Regions from separate parts of the Homo sapiens genome. Here region 1 is linked to region 2. Evidence: chromatin loops called from intact Hi-C (ENCODE). Cell type or tissue: heart left ventricle. All regions are shown on one strand. Each heading gives the region's core, and the rest is flanking DNA. Links, peaks and the distances in the headings are about the cores only.

Region 1 (2,924 bases), core at 276-2,775, 240 kb after region 2:
TATGCAGCCACCCAAATAGCTGAGAGTTTAAGAAATTTTATCTTTCACAAATGCAGATGCACAAGAGGACATCTCTTCATTTATTGAGGAAGTTTCAATGGTTTTACATACATGCACAATGCTTACACAAAGTCAACATTGTGATAACACTCTTTTGCAAAGTCAAATTTGCCAAAAATGCATAAAATGAATTAGAACTCTCTAAAAGTCTTTACAAAATGTATGCCTCCAGTATTAGAAAGGATGCAAAACTAAAATACATAGCATAGTGATGTGTAAAAGGATAATGCTGATGATTTAAAATAGTGAGGGGAAAAACAAACTTTAAAAAAAGACCTCAAAACACCAAAAAAGAAAATTTGACAAACAGTATTACATTATGGGAAATTACACAGAGGTAGTGTATAAGAGCTAGTCAACTTTCATGATCAACTATATTTTGAAGTTTTGCATTGTGATGAATAGCTGTTTGTTTATTTTCTTTTAGGGCATTGCTCACCTAGGAGAATATGTTTACATTCATGTTCTAGTGGTGCTGCTCTTTTTGAAATTCTTTGGCCAGGCACGGTGGCTCATGCCTGTAATCCCAGCACTCTGGGAGGTCAAGGCAGGTGGATCACTTGAAGTCAGGAGTTCAAGACCAGCCTAGCCAACATGATGAAACCCCATCACTGAAAAAATACAAATACAAAAATTAGCCAGGCATGGTGGCATGTGCCTGTAGTCCCAGCTACTCTGTAGGTTGAGGCAGGAGGATCGCTTGAGCCCAGGAGGTGGAGGTTGTAGTGAGCCGAGAGCATGCCACTGTACTCTAGCCTGGGCTACAGGAATGAAACCCTGTCCCCGACCCCCACAAAAAAAAAAAAGAAAAGAAAAAAGAAATTCTTCTATGATTCCATATCCACCAACATAAGCATGCTCTATCGAATCTTCCCATCTTCTGTGCCATGCTTCTATTTTGTTTTGGGTATGCAGAAATCCATTAAGCATGGACTCATATACAGGCCACAAATTTGGTGGAAACAATACTAGTGATTGACCAAAGGAAAAAAAAAAAAAGTTGCCTAAGTGTCTTTTTACCCTACCATGCACATAATTATTTACAAACTAGTCAGTAACTTCACTGGCTTCTTCAGACAAATGCAGCTTTAATTCATTCAAATCTCCTAAAATTCCATCAGCTGGAAGGAAATGGCCAGTGCAGACACCTGAAACATTTTTAAACTGAAGTTTTCGTTGTTGCCATATCATGTGGCAATCCACACATCTGAATTTTTTGCCATATGCATTGGGCTGAATGGAGAAAACAAACTATTGGTAACACCTTGAAATTCACTTTTAGAAGCCTTGATTGTACCTAATTCCAAATCTGTCATTATGGTTTGGGGATTCAATTGTAATTCATTTTCTTCTGCAAGTCCACCAAATCTTCAAATAAATGTTTATAAAGTGCTTGATTTTTTCCAGTCATTAAAACATAAATGAGGCCAGGTGCAGTGGCTCACGCCTGCAATCCCAACAGTTTGGGAGGCCAAGGCAGGAGGATTACTTCAGTCCAGGAGTTCAAGACCAGCCTGGGCAATATAGCAAAACCCTATTTTTACAAAAAAAAAAAAAAAAAAAAAGTACAAAAATTAGCCAGGCATGGTAGCACTCACCTGTAGTTCCAGCTACTCAGGCTGAGGCAGGAGGACGGATTGAGAGCCCAGGAAGTTGAGGCTGCGGTGAGTTGTGATAGTGCCACCGCACTCCAGCCTGGGCAACAGAATGAGACTTTGTCTCGAGAAACAAAAACCCATGAATGAAGCCAGGCACGGTGGCTCTTGCCTATAATCCCAACACTTTTGGAGGCCACAGCAAGAGGATCACTTAAGTCCAGGAATTTCAAGACTAACTTGAGCAATATAGTGAGACCCCATCTCAATTTAAAGAATAATAATCATCATTATTCAAAAATTTAAAAGAAGTAAATAAGTTCTAGAATTTTCAGATCCAATAAGGGCATGAATTAGGCAGAGTTGATAAGAAAAACAGTAGGGACGGTTTTGAAAGTGCCATCCATTGGCCAAAATGAAGCATGCACTAGTTTGTCTATGATAAATTTAGTGGTAAATATAGGAAATCTATCTTCTTCCAAAGTCAAATCCCTAACCAAGAATAGTTCACCATCTATGTACATTATAATCACGGGAGAAACTTCCATATCAGCAAATATATTTAGTGCAGAAGGTCACTGAGCCTGTTGAATTATTTTTATCCTATGACAAAAGGTGTTTTTGGAAAGCAAGCATGGTCCTGTGTGTAAAGAGACTGATAGTGTACACAACTGAATAATTTGGCAGGGGAGATTTCTTGTATTTTTCACCTGCTTTTTTACCCCCTCTATGATCTTTGAAATACTGGAAATATGAGGGCAGATCTTCCCCACCTAGTCCACTCAGACACACACACTAATCTCCACATCGACACACCCGTAATAATGCTTTACTGGGTTTACAGGTATTCTTTTATCCAGTTAAGTTGGCACCTAAAATTAAGTCCACAAGTCCACCCCTTATCAGTTGAAACCCATACGAAACTCCTTAAACCATACTTAGTTTCCAAATAAAGACAATAACAAGATAATAGTTTCACCTAACATGATCCAACTAATATGATGCAACTATTCTGCAAACAACAGAAAATACATTAATTTCTTCTCCAAAATTCATCTTTTAGGATTTCAACATTTGAGGTTTTAATCTTCTGGAGTGTGATTTTCAGGATTTTTTATGTTAAATATTTTGATCTTTCAAGGTTGCAGCATTCAGAATGTTGGTGTTTGGGATTTTGTCTTGGGATTGACTGGCACCATCAGATAACTTTTTCTTTTTTTTTGTCATGCTTTAAGTTCTGGGATACATGTGCAGAACATGCAGGTTACA
Region 2 (2,924 bases), core at 196-2,695:
GGCTAGTGCTCCTACCCATCCTTGGTGCTAGTTTTTAAGAATCATTCTTCCCGAGCTCCTTCCTGACCCTTCTCTCCCAACCAAGAGTCTTCCAGCCTGTGGTGTACTCTTTGCTTTCAAGCCTTTAACTTGCCTCTCCTTGGTGGATAGATTTTGGATTTTTGTCCCCATAGCCCTTCAATCTAAATACAACTTGCTTTTAAACCCCAATTTCTTTAAAAGGGCATGATGTCCGATGGTGCTAGTTTTTCCATTTTTATTTACTTAATTTTTTATTTAACTGGGGAACAATTTTGTCTTTCCTGACGTGGATATCACAGATCAGTCTTCTGGTGGCTTACTTGGGATCACTACCTGGTCTCTAAATAACTGGAAGAGTAGCTGCAACAATGTCAGTACAGCTTGCCTCCAAAAACTACCTCAAGTATCGAATACACAACAAATAAAAACTCAAAAGTGAGCAAAGCTAACCAGAAATACATTCTGGTAATACACGTAAAAATTTGGACAATAACAGCTTGTGGGAGGGAGGATATGACTAAATCTTTTGATTTCAAACAAATAACAATCACCATGAATCTAGCATTTTATTCAAAGAGCATAGAAGAGGGAAGTCATCAATGTTTGTACTTTACCACATCCATCTCTACTGTGTACCTTTCTGGGTGTGTGTTATTGCATGTGCACTTGAGCACCAATTGCTGATATCTGTTAAATGTATTAATTACTCCTGCAACCATATATACCACACCTTACTTTGCACAGTTGACTCGAGCAACATGGGTTTGAATTGTGCAGGTCTGCTTAAATGCAGATTCTTTTTTTTCAATAAATACAGTGGGCCCTCCACATCTGCAGGTTCCTCATTCTCAACCAAACGCAGATCAAAAACAGTATTCCTGGGATGCAAAACCCGTGGACACGAGGGTCAACTTTTCATATCTGTGGTTCAGCAGAACCCACTGTGGGACTTGAGCATGCATGGATTTTAGTATTTAAGGGGATCCTGAAACCAATCCTCCCCCCACAATATCAAGACAACTGTATTTGGTATTATGTTAGTTCTGTAGAAATAATATCCTTCTCTAGAAAAGCTTATAATGAAGAAAGAGAAAATTACATTCACTAACCTTATAAAACTAACTTTTAAAAATTAAATATATTCAGTGAAACTAATGCCTTTTTTGGCACTTAATAGCCTGTGTGATAACATGAAGACTGGCAGAACACATATCAAATGAGCTCAATACTTCAACTTGCTGTCGCTAAAAAGCAACAATCACGCCTGAGTAGCATGGCATATAAAACAATTTGCATCCCAATATGTGGGAACAATCTAAATTCTTAGAATCCCTAAGCAGTTTCACAGGCTCTTTGTTGGCAGAACCACGAACTGGGGAAGTCGGATATCATGCTTTTGAGATCCTATTTGGAGTTCTTCTAAATGACAAGCTTGAGCATCTCTGCATAAAACACGTGATTCATCTCCCATTTCAGTTGGATCACAGACAATCTGCTTTCTAACATCTGCCTGCGAAAATCCAGGGCAGATTTCTTAAGACTCTGGTACCAAATATGGGTTACAGAAAAACTGGTTACGTCGTCTTTATTTTACCAATAGGTGGCACTGTGGGTAACGATATAGAATCAATGTGACACTACATGAACAGAAAAAATAGAAAACGGTTATTTTTGGTGGGGGGTGTGGTGGGGAGGGGGCAGGAAAAAATATCCCATCTTGTTTAAAAGTATCTTACTCCCATAAATATTTTTATAGTCTTATAATTATTATAGTTTATATAAGTTATGCAACTATTTTGTTGTATAACTACTGCTCCTGTTTTTTCCCTCCTTCATACCTTGTTTCCAAAGTCTGTTAAACTAACCCAGTTTCACATCTAGTCAATGAGAAGGTTGAATTAGCTCAAGGGTAGAAAACTCAAGTGCCTGTTAGAGCAGGTAGCTCATTTAAATGAGTTCAGAGGTTCTAAAGTAAGAGGATAAGGATGCTAAATGGTACCCATCCAAAATAATTTCCTTTTCAATGTTTTTGTTTGTTTTCTGGTTGGTTTGGCTTAAAAAAAAAAAAAGGAAACCAAAGTAAAAAGGTCTTTGGGAACAAATTTTTGACTTCTTGATTAGATGATGTCTAGAAGTTTCTGCAGCTATAGAACACTGTAATGGATCCTAGATTCTACTAGGAGAATATATAAAATCACACATATTTCTAATCATGTACATACATGAATATGCATAATTTTGATATCTTCAATCTGTGATAGCTCTGTTTATACTTAATGTGAAACAAAGTAGAAAGATATTTCCCTTACATTAAAACTCAGGGAAATATGAAATGAATTTAGAGAACACAAGATTCAATTATCTTCCAACTTTTTCCATCCTAAGTAACAGCATCACCACCCACTTGGCTCTCTGCAGTTAGAAATCTTGGCATCATCTGCTATACTTCAATCTCCTTCACCTCTGACATTTCATCAGTCACTGAGCCCAACAAATTTTACCTCCAAACTCTCTCCCTATTCTATTTCTAATTTTTAAACCCTATGACTCCTGCCCTAATTCAAACACTCACTGCCTAGATCTCACTCAACAGACTGAATAAACCCAACTGGAGCAGTGAGTACCTGGGGAGAAGGAGAAAAATTGTGACCAACCTAGGAGGCATCAAAGCTGGAACTGAGATACAAGACTCTAAGCAATGCTTACCCTTCCAGTCTTGTCTCTTGTATGCTACCTCAACGTACTCTACATTTCCACCTTCAGTTGCGCAGCAGTACTCAATATTATTAGAACTATCCACATGACACTCTTTGATAGGTTTCACAAACTGTAATATCCTTGACTGCCTAGCAAATTCCTAGATATCTTTCAAGGCACAGCTCAACTATTTTCTCCTCTACAAA

What was found. Hi-C counts contacts between places; a loop is a spot of excess contacts. Peaks named below come from ENCODE experiments on the same cell type or tissue, not always from the same donor. Only the 100,000 strongest peaks of a DNase experiment are listed, where the experiment ranks them.
Region 1: a loop joins it to region 2, with 2.2 times the contacts of the local background. A loop is called at or near these places in 4 of 110 quality-filtered maps.

What each region holds. Positions count from the first base shown.
Region 1 is chr10:51,723,571-51,726,494 of GRCh38, reverse strand. The region is part of intron 3 of PRKG1 (protein kinase cGMP-dependent 1); the gene reads right to left. Among named protein-coding and RNA genes, the nearest start is that of CSTF2T, 25 kb to the right of the region's middle. In heart left ventricle, for the core only: no CTCF peak of the experiment used is centred there; no DNase peak of the experiment used is centred there; H3K27ac peaks cover 969 bases.
Region 2 is chr10:51,959,289-51,962,212 of GRCh38, reverse strand. All of the region lies in intron 5 of PRKG1 (protein kinase cGMP-dependent 1), which reads right to left. Among named protein-coding and RNA genes, the nearest start is that of CSTF2T, 260 kb to the right of the region's middle. In heart left ventricle, for the core only: a CTCF peak has its summit at 1,617 (motif pointing right); no DNase peak of the experiment used is centred there.